Regions from separate parts of the Homo sapiens genome. Here region 2 is linked to region 1. The links are chromatin loops, found by intact Hi-C in ENCODE. Cell type or tissue: breast epithelium. All regions are shown on one strand. Each heading gives the region's core, and the rest is flanking DNA. Links, peaks and the distances in the headings are about the cores only.

Evidence for each region. A loop is a pair of places that touch in the nucleus more often than their neighbours do. Peaks named below come from ENCODE experiments on the same cell type or tissue, not always from the same donor. Only the 100,000 strongest peaks of a DNase experiment are listed, where the experiment ranks them.
Region 2: it touches region 1 in a loop (30-fold over the local background); 1 of 110 quality-filtered maps calls a loop at or near these places.

What each region holds. Positions count from the first base shown.
Region 1 is chr13:31,475,342-31,483,195 of GRCh38, reverse strand. No RefSeq gene overlaps it. Among named protein-coding and RNA genes, the nearest start is that of RXFP2, 260 kb to the left of the region's middle. In breast epithelium, for the core only: no CTCF peak of the experiment used is centred there; no DNase peak of the experiment used is centred there; H3K27ac peaks cover 551 bases.
Region 2 is chr13:31,410,069-31,417,922 of GRCh38, reverse strand. No RefSeq gene overlaps it. Among named protein-coding and RNA genes, the nearest start is that of B3GLCT, 210 kb to the right of the region's middle. In breast epithelium, for the core only: no CTCF peak of the experiment used is centred there; no DNase peak of the experiment used is centred there.

The DNA of each region.
Region 1 (7,854 bases), core at 1,100-6,099:
TTCCTAAAGGACAATCAGATAATGGATATGTTTTATGTAATTAAGAGTTCACTGTAGTGGCTTTCATTTAATATGGCTGTCTGGGAAGAACAGGGTTCCCTAGCCCTGTACAATGTAATTTAAACTTACAACATTTTTACTGTGTATAATATGGTGTCCTCTGTGCCAGTTTTGTACCTCATAGAGGCAGATTGCTTCCTATCGCTATGGTTCTTATTATCAAAATTAAGTTTACTTGTATACGGAACAACCACAAGAAATTTGATTCTGTAAAGAATCCTCTTTAGCTGTGGCCTGGCAGTTTGTAAATGGTGCTTTATTTAACAGACTACCTGTGGAGGAAATATGGTTAAAATATATATATATAAAACTGAAATTTTAAAGAATAATTTATTTTAAAGTTTTACATTAATTTTATGTAAATAATTGATTTTTGAAGGCTCTTTAGACATAGCAAAACTCTTATTTCCTTATCATTTTCTTTTTTATTTGTACAGAGGACTCTGTCAATTCACCCTCAATGAGATTTTTGCTTCTGTATGTTTACTAGAGGTGAGTGGATAGTTGCTTTGAGCCACTGAAAGCAAATCAATTCTGATTAAACACTTGACTAGAAAATAAAAGGATATGAAAATAATGTTTTTGACTGGTTTATTTTCCGCTTGTCAATGATATTTTTGGTGATTTTTCTACCATTGAAAAATGTATTATGTTAGGTTGTTAAATCCTATAACTAACCACTTTAATGTGCTTCATTTCTAAAAATAAGGACTTCTATGAGTCATACCTATGATTGCAGAAGAAAACTGCATCTTGGGATTAAAAATATAAAAAATAACCAATGGGCATTATCACATGGATGCCTCACCAGCTCAAACTCAGCATGTTTCCAAAACTCCTCGTTATTTCTCCCCCCATAAACAATCAAGATAATGCTATTTCTGTCTCCCAATCATTCACATTGCAAATTCAAAACCACCCAAGTCTCTATCATCCCTGGGAACTTTAGCTGCAGTAAGTTGCTAAACTCAATTGCTTCTCATTTTTCAACATCTGCCTCATATACTTCTCCTTCCTTCCTTCACATTTCCACAGCCCAACCCCTGCCCTGGCCTGGACCTCCTTGACTACTACAGTCAACTTCCTCAACTCCTAACTTGATTCTATGCTTCTTGGCTGGTCTCCTCTCCTCTCCTCTCCTCTCCTGTCCTCTCCTCTCCTCTCCTCTCCTCTCCTCCCCTCCCCTGTCCTCCCCTCCCCCCTCCTTTCTTTCTTTCTTTCTTTCTTTCTTTCTTTCTTTCTTTCTTTCTTTCTTTCTTTCTTTCCTTTTGTTCTTTCTTTCTTTCTTCCTTTCTTCATTTCTTTTTTCTTTCTTTCTTTCTCTCTTTCTTTCTTTTATACAGGGTCTCACTCTGTCACCCAGGCTGGAATTCAGTGGCATGATCATGACTCAGTACAACCTCTGCCTCCCAGGCTCAAGTGATCTTCCCACCTCAGCCTCCCAAATAGTTGGGACTACAAGCACATGCCAACACATCTGGCTAATTTTTGTATTTCTTGTAGAGATGGGGTTGCACCATGTTGCCCAGGTTGGTCTTGAACTCCTGAGCTCAAGTGATTCGCCTGCCTTGGCCTCCCAAAGTGCTAGGAATATACGCATGAGCCATGGCACCCAGCCAGTCTTTCTACTCTCTGATATAATCTATACAGTCACGGTGTTTTCTCCATATTACTGAGGTCCTCAAGAAAAAGTTGTATAATCATATGGCTAAGATTTCCTAGAGAAAATACAGACAGTACAGCCATCCTAAAACTGAGATTCTATGATCCCGTAAGTCTAAACCCACATCCTTTCACATCTCCATATAGGTATCTCTTTATTTTCCTTCTTTCTGACTCTTTCTAAGCTCTTTAAGCTCTATCCTATGGCACTATTTACTAAGAAGTGGAAGAGCTTCTCTAAGTTAGAAGAGCTTCTGAAATGTATTCAAGCTTGCTTTGATTTCTTCTTAAAATTCTGGAGCATAAGTCTTTGTCTAAGTCTTCTCTAAAGAGGAAGATATTTAAGTTAGTCCTTTCAGTTGTGTGACATGCTAAAACTGGACTTTGCAGAACTTCTCAATGAAGAATAAAACTTTCCTTAGTTTTCCCTATATTTAGGCAGGTTCATATGTTGAGGACTTAGGTGTATTTATTCCATTATATTATTATGTAGCTTTCATTCAAGGCTTTGAAATAAATTAAACTTTGCTGACACTACTTGATATGGTTTGGCTTTGTGTCCCCACCCCAATCTCATCTTGAATTGTACTCCCATAATTCCCACATGTTGTGGGAAGGACATGGTGGGAGATAATTGAATCATGGGGGCACTTTCTCCCATACTGTTCTTGTAGTAGTGAATAAGTCTCACAAGATCTGGTAGTTTTATAAGAGGAAACCCCTTTTGCTTGACTTTCGTTCTGTCTTGCTGCCACCACGTAAGAAATGCCTTTCACCTTCTGCCATGATTGTGAGACCTCCCCAGCCACGTGGAACTGTGAGTCCATTAAACCTTTTTCTTCCCAGTCTTGGGTATGTCTTTATCAGCAGCGTGAAAACTGACTAATACAGTAAATTGGTATCAGTAGAGTGGGGCACTCTTGAAAAGATACCTGAAAATGTGGAAGCGACTTTGGAACTGGGTAACAGGCAGAAGTTGGAAAAATTTGGAGGGCTCAGAAGACAGAAAAATGTGGGAAAGTTTGGAACTCCATAGAGACTTGTTGAATGGCTTTGACAAAAATGCTGATAATGATATGGACAATGAAATCCAAGCTGAGGTGTTTCAGATAGAGATGAGGAACTTGTTGGGAACTGGAGCAAAGGTGACTCTTAATGTTTTAGCAAAGAGGCTGATGGCACTTTGCCTCTGCCCTAGAGATTTGTGGAAATTTGAAGTTGAGAGAGATGATTTAGGATATCTGGCAGAAGAAATTTCTAAGCAGCAAAGCATTCAAGAGGTGACTTGGGTGCTGTTAAATGCATTCAGTTTTTTTTTTTCTTTCTTTTTTTTTTTTTTTTGAGATGCAGTCTTGCTCTGTCACCCAGGCTGGAGTGCAGTGGTGTGATCTCGGCTCACTGCAACCTCCACCTCCCAGGTTCACGTGATTTTCCTGCCTCAGCCTCCCAAGAAGCTGGGACTACAGGTGTGCATCAACACATCTGGCTAATTTTTGTATTTTTAGTACAGACAGGGTTTCACCATGTTGGCCAGGTTGCTCTCGAACTCCTGACCTGAGGTGATCTGCCCGCCTCAGCCTCCCAAAGTGCTGGGATTACAGGTGCCCAGCCTGTATTCAGTTTTAATGGGAAAACAGAGCACAAAAAATTCAGAAAATTTGCAGGCTGACAATGTGATAGAAAATGAAATCCCATTTTCTGAGGAGAAATTTAAGCCACGTGCAGAAACTTGCATAAGTAACAAGAAGCCGAAAGTTAATCACCAACACAATGGGGAAAATGTCTCCACGGTATGTCAGAGAACTTGTGGCAGCCCCTCCCATCACAAACCCAGAGGACTAAGAAGAAATAATGGTTTTGTGGGCCAGGCCTAGGGTCCCTCTGCTGTGTGCAGTCTAGGGACTTGGTGCCCTGCATCCCAGCTGCTCCAGCCATGGCAAAAGGGGGTCAAGGTACAGCTCATGCCATGGCTTCAGAGGGTGCAAGTCCCAAGCCTTGGCAGCTTTCATGTGGTGTTGAGCCTGCAGATGCACAGAAGTCAAGAATTGAGGTTTGGGAACCTCCACCTAGATTTCAGAGGATGTATGGAAACACTCAGATGTCTAGGCAGAAGTTTACTGCAGGGATGGGGCGCTCATAGAAAACCTCTGCTAGGGCAGTGCGGAAGGGAAATGTGGGGTCGGCATCCCCACACAGAGTCCCCACTGGGGCGCTGCCTAATGGAGCTGTGGGAAGAGGGCACCATCCTCCAGACCCCAGAATGGTAGCCACCAACAGCTTGCACCATATGCCCAGAAAAGCTGCAGACACTCAGTGCCAGCCATAAAAGCAGCCAGGAGTGGGGGCTGTACCCTGGAAAGCCACAAGAGTGGAGCTGCCCAAGACCATGGGGACCCACCTCTTGCATCAGCATGACCTGGATGTGAAACATGGAGTCAAAGGAGATCATTCTTGAGTTCTAAAATTTGACTGCCCTGCTGGATTTTGGACTTGCCAGGGGCCTGTAGCCCCTTTGTTTTGGCCAATGTCTCCCATTTGGAATGGCTATATTTACCCAATGCCTATACCCCCTTGTACCTAGGAAGTAACTAACTTGCTTTTGATTTTACAGGCTCACAGGCAGAAGAGACAGGCAGAAGAGACTTGCCTTGTCTCAGATGAGACTTTGGACTTTTGAGTTAATGCTGAAATGAGTTAAGACTTTGGGGGACTATTGGGAAGGCATGATTTGGTTTTGAAATGTGAGGACATGAGATTAGTAGGGGCCAGGGGCAGAATGATGTAGTTTGGCTCTGTGTCTCCACCCAAATCTCACCTTGACTTGTACTCCCATAATTCCCATGTGTTGTGGGAGGGACCTGGTGGGAGATAATTGAATCATGGGGGCGGTTTCTCCCATAGTGTTCTCCTGGTAGTGAATAAGTCCATGAGATCTGATGGTTTTATAATGGGAAACCCCTTTTGCTTGACTTTCATTCTGTCTTACTGCTGCCAAGTAAGAAGTGCCTTTCACCTTCCGCCATGATTGTGAGGCCTCTCCAGCCACATGGAACTGAGTCTATTAAACTTATTTTTCTTCCCAGTCTCGGGTATGTCTTTATCAGCAGTGTGAAAACTGATTAATACACTACTAATAATAAAAACTTTGGAATTCCCAAAGTCTGTGACCAATCACTTAATTCCCAGTGTTTTCAAAGATCACTTGAGAAATTAATGCTTTTGAGACACCACATGTTTTGTATAAAATGTAACCGCAAACAGAACTTTGGAATTTCTGCTTGCTTTTCTTTTTGTCTAGCTGGAATAAGTTAAACGACTCATCCTTATGAAAACATAAAATTTTCAAATCTTACGTTTATTTTGGTGATCTCACCCCCCTTGCCCTGTAATGCTGCAGTCCTCCCCCACTGTGATGCTGAGTTTAGCCATGTGACTTGTTTTCACTAATGAGACAGTAGCAAACTCAATGCAAGCAGAAATGTATAAAGGTGCTTTCATGTGTGTCCTTGCTCTCCTGGACACATTATCCTCCTATGAGCACAAGCTTAAGCTAGCTTAGTAGGAAATGAGAGGCTGTGGAGAACAGGTGAGGTGCTCTAGCTAGCAGCCACTCAACTTTCGGAATCAGAGTCACTTAACTGACCTCAGGTTGACCACCAATGCATGAGGGAGTCCAACAAAAACTCAAAGAACCATCCAACTGAGTCCAGCCTAAACTGTTGTTCCACAGAATCATAAACTAAATATCATCATTATATGAAACCAGTAAGTTTGGAGTGGTTTGTTATGCAGAAATTGCTAACTGGTACACCACACCAAATAAGCATTCACCTCCTTCTTTTAGGAAAGGAGAAGAAAAATCATGGTGTCAATAAAGAGATGCTGTGGTTCAAAAGAATCACAAAGGCTAACTCCTTTTGAAAGACATTTAACAAAGGAAGGTGAAAAATCTTAGAAAATATTTCAGATTTTTTCATCTATCAAGTTAAAATAATTAGTCATAAATAAAGAATAATCCACAATTAAAAGAACATGGAAAACACAATTTTAAAAAAGGAGTTTAAGACATGAATAACAGATTTGATACTGAAAAAAATTAACTTTGAATGAGGAAGCATCCTTCCAGAAATAGAGTAAAAGTAGAAAAAGATAGAAAAGGCAGCTCAATTTAAGATCTCCAAATGACAGATCTTAAGATTCCCAAAGGTAACAAATATGAAATTTAGAAACAACAACCCCCCAAAATAGAAGGATGCTTTCCTGATCTAAATAAATAAAACTTAAATCTAAAAATTGAGACTGTACTTCATGTTATGAGAAAAAACAATTTCAAAAAAGACATATTTTGCTAGAATTTGGGGAGATTAAAAGACTCTAAAAGCAATCAGAAGAAAATGTTCAGTCTACCACAGAGAAACACATCAAGTTGGCCCCAAAGTGCTTCTTAAAATCAGTAAATGCTAGAAGACAATACTGCAATACCCAAAGCTCCCAGTAGAAAAAAACAAACAAAAAAACCCACGTGACTGAAGTTTATACGTGAAGACCAAAAAAAGTCACAAACAGATGTTCAGTGGCAGAAAAAACAAATTTAAAGAACAATGAAAGAGCTTGAGAGTAAAAAAAAAGTGACTAGAAAGGATTAGCAGAGAAATTTGAAACCAGATGGAGATACAGAGGTAGATATAGCAGTTGTTTTAAATACTCACATAATTGATTTCACATAACTTGCTTTAAATTTGAAGGGGTTACCTACATTTTAAAGTTAGTAGGGTGTTTATTATCTCAGATAATAAGGCTCAGTAAGGGTGAACGGGGAAGAAAAGGGAAGTTATTTGCTACAAAAAGTATTCAAATATATTTATATTATAAATATATACATATATATGTATATGTATATAAGAAGAAATTGGCTCATGCAATATGGAGGCGGAGAAGTCCCAAGATCTGCGGTCAGGGAGTGGGAAAGCCACGGAGCTGATGCTGTGAATTCCAGTGAGTCTGAAAGCATGAGAAGTAGGCAGAATTATCAGTTTCTGGTGTTATCTTGAGCAGCTGAATCAGCTCTGGGCTACTCGCCCGTTGACTTTTATAAAGTGAAAAAAAAAAATGCCTTCTTCCTAGTACAGATTTCTACTGAAGTTGAATGCAGTGCAAGCTGATATTCTACAACAATTACATTTATGTACTATTGATGTAAGAAAAGACATCAATAGTACATCTATTGGGCAGAAGGAGAATCCAGAAATGTAACTTGTTATATAACCTAATATAATAATAAGCAAAGTATGATAAATTACTCAGAGGCAGATGAATTACATAAATTATTTCCTGTAATTAAAAATAGAGCTTTCCATAACTCACATTAAATTCCAGGTGGATCAAGAGATATATAAAATATAAAACTATAAACAAAAATATATTTTTCAAGCAAATGCATTTTATTTTTTTAATATTAAATATATTTAAAATATATTTTTTAAATCTTAATCTAACTTCAAAGAGAGAAAGAACTTTCCAAGTATAAAATCATTGAAAGAAAGAAATCCTAATGAAAACAATGGATTCATTTGATTTCGTAGACATAGATAAATATTTTATATGCGCACACAAACATAAGTTTAAAAGTCAATCAAGATATTGGGAAAATATTTACCTCAAATGTGATAAGCAAAGGCTACTTTCCTTAGCATATGAATATTTACACATTAGAAATAAAAATGACAAAGAAAAATGAGCAGATGGCATTTCCAGGGCAATTCACGGGAGAAAAAAATGCAAATGGCTGGGTCAGGCGCAGGGGCTTGTAATCCCAGCACTTTGGGAGGCTGAGGCGGGTGGATCACTTGAGGTCAGGAGTTCGAGACCAGCCTGGTCAACATGGTAAAACCCCATCTCTACTAAAAATACAAAATTTAACTGGGTGTGATGGTGCACACTTGTGGTCCCAGCTACTCGGGAGGCTGAGGCAGGAGAATTGTTTGAACCTGGGAGGCGGAGGTTGCAGTGAACTGAGATCATGCCACTGCACTCCAGCCTGGGTGATAGAGTGAGACTCTGTCTAAAAAAAAAAAATGCAAATGGCCAATAAGTATAAAACGTATTTGACCTCACTAATAATCAAAGACATTT
Region 2 (7,854 bases), core at 1,832-6,831, 66 kb after region 1:
TTTCAGTTCTGATTTTTTAAAAATTCATTCCTATAAGGAATGACTCCAGTTTTGATTTTTGGGGGTCAACAACGAAACTGTAAAGAAAAGTAGGGGGACATTGTTAGTCTCTCTGAGGTAGGATTACATACAGAAAGTTTTTTCTAACTTGTTTTTATGATGAACATATACAGCTCTTATAATAGAAAGATATAGGCCAGATGTGGTGGCTCACACCTATAACCCCAGCGCTTTGGGAGACCAAAGTGGGAGGATCACTTGAGGCCAGGAGTTCAAGACCAGCCTGGGCAACAGAGCAAAACCGCATCTCTGCAAAATTTTTTTTAAAGATTAGACACGGGGCCGGATGAGGTGGCTCATGCCTGTAATCCCAGCACTTTGGGGGGCTGAGGTGGGCGGATCATGAGGTCAAGAGATTGAGACCATCCTGGCCAACATGGTGAAACCCTGTCTCTACTAAAAATACAAAAATTAGTCGGGTGTGGTAGCATGCGCCTGTAGTCCCAGCTACTTGGGAGGCTAAGGCAGGAATATCGCTTGAACCCAGGAGGCAGATGTTGCAGTGAGCCAAGTTCGAACCACTGCACTCCAGCCTGGCAACAGAGACAGACTCAGTCTCAAAAAAAAAAAAAAAATAGACGTGGGGGTGCCCACCAAGTTCTATCTACTTGGGAGGCTGAGACGGGAGGACTGCCTGAGAGCAGGAGTTTGAGGCTGCAGTGAGGTAAGATAGAATCACTACACTCCAGCTTGTATAACAGAGCAAGACCATGTCTCAAAAATAATAATAATAATAATAATAGAAAAAATAAAGAGTCTGAAAATAGAAATACTTGTTTTTATAATAAAATACTTGACTTAAAACAGAGTTGGAAAATTTGGATAATGCGTATGAAATTAACGAAAGGCTGAAAAACATTAAGAAGTTGATAACTCAGGGGTATAGGAATGTAAGTTGATTCCCCTAACACCACAAACAAATACAGTTGACCATTGAACAATGCAGGCATTAGGGGCACTGACCCCAGGTGCAGTGAAAGAGCCATGTATAACTTGATTCCCCCAAAAGTTAACTATTAATAACCTAATGTTGCTTGGAAGCCTTGCCAATAATATAAACAACACATATTTTGTATGTTATATGCATTACTGTATTCTTATAATAAAGTAGCTAGAGAAAAGAAAATGTTACTAAGAAAATCATAAGGAAGAGAAAATATATCTACTCTTCATTAAGTGCAAGGGGATAATCACATTGAGTAGGTAGAAGAGGAGGAGGAGGGGTTGGTCTTGCTGTCTCAGGGGTGGCAAAGGAGGAAGAAGACAACTGTGTGAGTGGACCTGCACAGTTCAAACCTGTGTTGTTCCAAGGACAGCTGTATATGTGCAGGCAATGAAAGGCCAGGAGTTACAGGTAATAAGACTGACCATCGCACAATGGGAGGAAACAAAAGATTCAACTTTCTGGTAGAGCCAAGGCCGAAGGTTCTGAACACTAGTTAATGGAATAGGACATTGTATTAAAACACAAGGCTGTTAATTGGGGCCCTGGGCCCCGGAGTGAGGCACTGTCAGCTAATTGGCCCTGGCTGGGAATGATTGAAATGCAGTGGAAAGATGAAGTTAGAAGTGGCTGAACAAGAAAAAAAGGACTTGGGAAGAAAATGCTATCCAGAGAAACTCAATGATGAGACAACTAAGAAAAGTGACTCAGCTCTTGCCCTGATTTTTTTCTTTAAAAGAATAGATGTCCATAAGTTAAATTGAAATGCGTTCAAGCAGAAAACGCAATAACAAAAGATGAGAAAGACATTCAGAAATATATTTGAACTTTGAGAAACTTTATCAATCAAATGCTACCCAAGAAAAGGAACCCTTCTGGATAAAAATCCTTTCACCAAATCCTGTAAAGGCTTTATGAGTTCTTCAGTGGAAAGGCACCCTGGAAATTTAGGTTATTTTTATCACTTTTGCTGAAAGGGCCATTTCTCTCCTCTTGGGCTGAATTCTTTGATGCAAGTTCTGTAGCTTTGGAGTGAATCTGAATGTAGTTTTCAGAGCAGTGAGAAAAATCATGCACTGTTGAGATCCCAAGCTTCCTCCAAGACATTTTTTGAAAAGAACTCATAAAGATGTCTAGGTTTCCTCTGAGTTCTTGTGAGATATGCCTTTCAAAGAAGCTAGTAGTTCAGAATAATACTATCCTATGATTATATACTGTCAGATTCTAAAATGCCAGGTAGCAATGGAAGAACAAAAGAAGCAAAATATATTCATTTTTAACTCATTATGGACAAAATGCATAGATACAGTCTCTAATTTCAGGATAAGTGGGTAGATCTGGATGTACCTGTCAAGTTACCTTGTTGATGGAGCCCCACGAACAATATCAATGCCACAGCCACAGGTCAGTAGGAAGGAAAATGATCACATCAGCCACTTCAGGCATTTGTCAAAGAGGTATCAAATGCTAGGCGGAAGAAATGGGTTAGAACAGAAACGGTGTAACAAAAGTCCTCTTGAGACCTAAGCTAGTCTATGACCTACATAATAGCACACAGTGACCAATACCATCCTAAGACAAGAAAAAGAATAGTATAGTTTTTGAGTTTGGGCATCTTGTATATTGTTTGCTTTCGGTACTGTATTTCTTCTTTGTCACACAATTTGAACTTTAAAATGTCTCCTGTGTACTAAGAGTCATTCATTTAATAACAATAGTCAGCACATACTATGCTTTTTATATTCATAGCACCATGGTTTACAGATATTATCTCACTACAATCCTTTTAGATAGGGGACTGTTTCTGTCCCCATTTTGAGTGAGAAAACTGAGTCACAGTGAGGTTAACTTACCCAAGGTTACACAACTATTCAGTAACAGAACTAGGACTTAAGCCTGGTTAGTTCAGCTAAACGTCAAGGCCTTGACACCACTACATCACGTGGCAGCTTACATTTTCACTGAGCATCCAGTAAGGATGTGGCACTTCAATAGCCTCTGTAGACGGTGTGATGCATAAGACAGAATTGTAAGATTTTTAATGACTAAAAATCAATGTTTTTCTACTTTGCAAAAGCCTATGTAAGTATATGCTTAGCATCTTGCCACATAGCCTTTGATACCATCTGTACTAAAAATTCACAAAACAATGAAAACCACTCACTGGCAGAGAAGAGCTGCTAACAAAACACCTAATACTCAGGGGAGCAAACAAATGGCTCTGCGATGGTTCTCTGGGCAGGAGGCATAGCTTGCTCCAAGCCTGCCTGTCTGTAATGACGATCAGAGAGCTTCCCATGCCTCCTCGTTGAACCTACTCCATCTCCAAGAGACCAACACCAGGAAAGTGGCCTGTTCAGGCCAAGACTCACTCTGTGACGCTCTTGGATTGCCTTTTGCTATAAAGTCTAATGAGAATAACAACAATAACAACACATGTATGTTGCTTAGTGCAGTCCTATACAGCACTGATTTGCTGTAATACTCTGGTCATAGAAACATCTTTTAATTAAAAATATAGAGAGAGACTATAAATCCATTCCAGTAAGGAAGAGTGCAATTATTAGGGTGAAGCATATGAAGTTACCAATATTCAATCTTTTTGGCCTACAAAAATATTTTCTTGTATAGAGTGACTGCAGTAAATAAAGCGCTATCCGAAGCTCTCAGCCCATGAACTGACATCTCATAGGGTGCTTTGTCTCGTCAGGATGAAGTTCAACTCTCTGTGGTTGCTCTTTCTTCCATTATGGAATATTCTAGGGTTTAACGTTGACTCACAAAACAACCACAAAGGGCACACAAGCAACGGTGCCACAGGTGCTGCAGAGGATGGAAGAGGTAGAGGCTGAGGTTGAAGTGCAGCTTGGTGGCCAGTGGCCTTTTCAAGGAAATGTCAAAGAAGCACAGGGGGCACATCAGCTGCCAAGTGGGGAGTGGTGCAAGACCTGTGATATTATGAAGAGCATCATAAGCACCATCATAGCACAGGAAAAACAAAATAAAACAGAACAGAGGCAGCTCACAACTGCAGGAGGTATGACAAGAATGAATGACTGTTGAGGTTGCCTCTTGGTAGGGATTATCCTCCAACAGCTTCATGCTTCCAGAAAGCATTCTCTATGCTAATCAGATATGCATAAAATAATAACGGTAGGCCAACACTTTCTGAGGACTGACGACCAGCAAGGCACTGTGCCAGAGGCTTTGTGCATATGTATTAGTCAGGGTTCTCCAGAGCAGCAGAACCACTAGGATATAAATACAGATTGTGTCTTATTTCAAGGACCTGGTCTATGCCATTGTGACGCTGGCAAGTCCAAAATCCATAGGCAGCCAGCAGGCTGAAGCAGAATTTGAAGCAGAATTTCTTCTTCCCCTGGAAATCTCAGTTCTGCTCTTCAGGCTTTTCAACTGATTGAATGAGGCCAACTCAGATGATAAAGATAGTGTCCTTTACTTAAAGTCAGCTGATTGTAGATGTTAACCACATCTGCAAAATACCTTCAGAGCAACACCTAGATTACTGTTTAATTAAATAACTGGGTACTATGGCAGGTAAAATTAACATCGCAACATGTATGCTCATTTTTTCCTCATTAAAAATACATAAAGTAGTATCATTTTATCCCCACTTTACAGATGAAGAAATGAAGGCTCAAGAAGGTAAAGAACTTGCTCAAGATCACACAGATTATAAGGAAGAGAGCCAAGCTTTAAAACTAGTGTGGCTTCAGAGCCCATGAATTTAACCACTGGGATTATCTGTCTCACCAAGTAGCAAGGAGTTTCTGCTAAGGATGCTCTCATTTGGGAGTTGACTAAGGAAACGCTGGCAAACAGTACAGCCAAGAGAAGGTCAGCCTCAGCTTTTGAACATCAGAGAATCGCAAGCTCTCCATTGTTATAGGCTGCACAGCTCAGTGCCCAGGCAATATATCCAGCCTCCTTCCCAACCATGCCCCTTCCCCTTTCATCCCACCATGCAACAAACACAAGTGAGTGCTCACTAAATTAGCCACTCTATAAATAAAGGGAAGGTTATAACATAGTAGGTACAGGGAGTACCAGCTTGTGTGAAAAAAAATTAGATAAAATTGGATTACATATTAAGACAAAAGTCAGAAGGATAAATAAAAAAAGTCATTATTTCTGCCACTCCAAATAAACTTCTTCCAAAGTTCCAAATTAATCAGAACAGCAGCATTAGCAGGATCTGGGAAAGCTGCCCCCTTGAAGCTGTGACAAAGTGGACATAGAAGAATGTGGGGATAGGGGACTCCAGGGAAAGACAGGTTGGCAGCTACTTAAGATGAGATTTTTCTTTCCTTCACTTAGTTTTCAATCTCTTTAGTTTTTCCTTCCCTCCTGCCCACAAATAGAATAAATGCTTCCACTATCTTAAAAATACCTTGCTTCTAGATAATTATAATAAACATAAATGAACTAAATGCTTTAGAAATGGCAATGTTTGATCAGAGAAAATAGGATTTTAAAACATATTCTGATTCCAAGAGATAAGTCTTGAATATAAGGACATCGAAAGATTGAAAGTAAAAGGGTAGAAAAAGATATTCCTTCCAAACCCTGAGCAACAGATAGTGAATATCAGATAAAGAACACTTCAGGATAAGAAATATTACTAGAGATAAAGAAGGAAATTTCATAGCAATAAAAATTTCTACTTACCAAGAAGATATAAAAAAGCTCTAAATCTGTAAATGTTTAAATACACAATTCAAAATTTGTATGTTCTTCTAAGACAGCAAAAATTAACAAAAGTAAAAGGAGACACAGTTCTCAATAACGTACTGTGGGTTTTAAGACACCTCCATCAGTAACTAACAGAACAGAAACTTACATAAATAGTAAGGTAACAGATGGTTTGTCAACATGATGTAACTGACATATCAGTAAACTGAGTTATTGATTGAATATTGAAATGCACCATGACTATCGCTAGAGATGCTCAACCAAAATAGGAACACATATGCACCCAAACACATTTACAAGAATATTTATAGCAGCATTATTTCTAATTGTCAAAAAGCTGGAAACAACCCAACAGTATCACAGCAGACTGAATAAATGAATTGTGCTTTGAAAAAAACTTTCTTCAACTCTGATTTCCCCCTTCCCACCAAGGTACCAAAACTTTTATTTTCCTATTTGCCAATTTTTAAGTAAAAATTTTTTTAAAAAATAGCTCTATTTCCTCACTTCATCACACTGCTCAATACTCAGCAATATTTTTAGTTAGTCCGCATCTTGCCACAGAAATTGTTCTGGTCAGAGCGGCAGTTACAAAATTCTGTTATTTTGTTTCTTCCTATTCTACTTGGCCTCTCTGTATCATCTGACACTGAGGATCCCTTCCTTTAATTTGAAAATCTCTTCTTTCTTAATGTCTTAATTTACCTCTCTTGGCTTTCTCTCTGTTGCTAAGACCTTAGTTTTCAGTGTCTTCCATAGCCTTTTGTTCCATCATTTCAGGTACGAGGAGTCCTGGTCCCTGCTCATTCTGGGTCGTGGTATTCCATCCCGTGGCTTTGGCACCATCTTTGTACTGAGGCAGTAGGCACCGCGATGTGATTGAAAACAGCCTTTAAAGTCAGACAGAGGACAAGCTAATTCTGCAAATCAGGGTCTCTAAACCCAACCTTTCTCCTGAGCTTTAATCCGAAGGGCACTAAAAATAAACTTGACCCAGGTCAAAACTGTGTTGAGGCCGGGCGGAAGCAGTCGCTCACGCCTGTAATCCCAGCATTCTGGGAGGCTGAGGTGGGCGGATCATGAGATCAGGAGATCAAGACCATCCTGGCCAACAATGGTGAAACCCCGTCTCTACTAAAAATACAAAAATTAGCTGGGCATGGTGGTGCGTGCCTGTATCCCAGCTACTTGGGAGGCTGAGGCAGGTGAATCGCTGGAACCCGGGAGTCAGAGGTTGCAGTGAGCTGAGATCGCACCACTGCACTCCAGCCCGGCGACAGAGCGAGACTCCATCTCAAAAAAAAAAAAAAAACAAAACACACAAAAAAACCTGTGTTGAGAGCCGATTTTACATCCCTCTACATTCATGAATTATTGAAAGCCCATATCCTATTCTCACAATACCAGACCCAGTTCATGTACTTCTCAGATCTGGTTGGCTATGATTTTTCTGCTCAGGGCTATAGGTGACTCTCCAGGGAGATTGCTTGGCACCCAATGGCATTATTGTTGGCACAGAGAGAAGATGTCCATCTTTGCCCACTGAGCTTCGTCCCTGCCCACTCAGGGGAGCTGCTCAGCAGTTGACCCTGCTGCAGCAAGCAGCTAGTCCTGAAGTCCCGTGTAGTTCGAGGAAGGACCAGGCTATGTGTCATGTCGCACCTCCCACCGCAGGGCCCTCACCTCCCACCCTTAAGCTTTCCTGTCAATGCTAAGGTGCAGATGCCAGAGGCCTCCTAAACCACCCAACCCACTGACTTTCCAAGATGGGTATTCAAAGCTGCATGTTGCAGAGAGACAGGTATTTAATGTTTCTGGCTCATGCCCTTTCATTGACTCAATGCCAGCACTCTTGTGGCAAAAATAACCTAGAAATGTAGGTAAGTTGACAATCCAATTGTGCTGGTGGGGGCTGGATTTGGCCAATGGGCAGCAGGAGAAAGGAAGGAGCCAACAGATAGATTATTCTCTCCTCCTCCTCCCAAGAAATTGTGCTGAGACTCACGCTTCCATATGCCCTTCCTGGTGACGTCCTGCATAATTGAGCAACAAGGATGTTTTCCGGTCAAAGTCTAGACAGCTTGGAAATGCAACATCCTGTACTTCTTCTTTTCCTTCACCTCATTTACCTGGTTCCT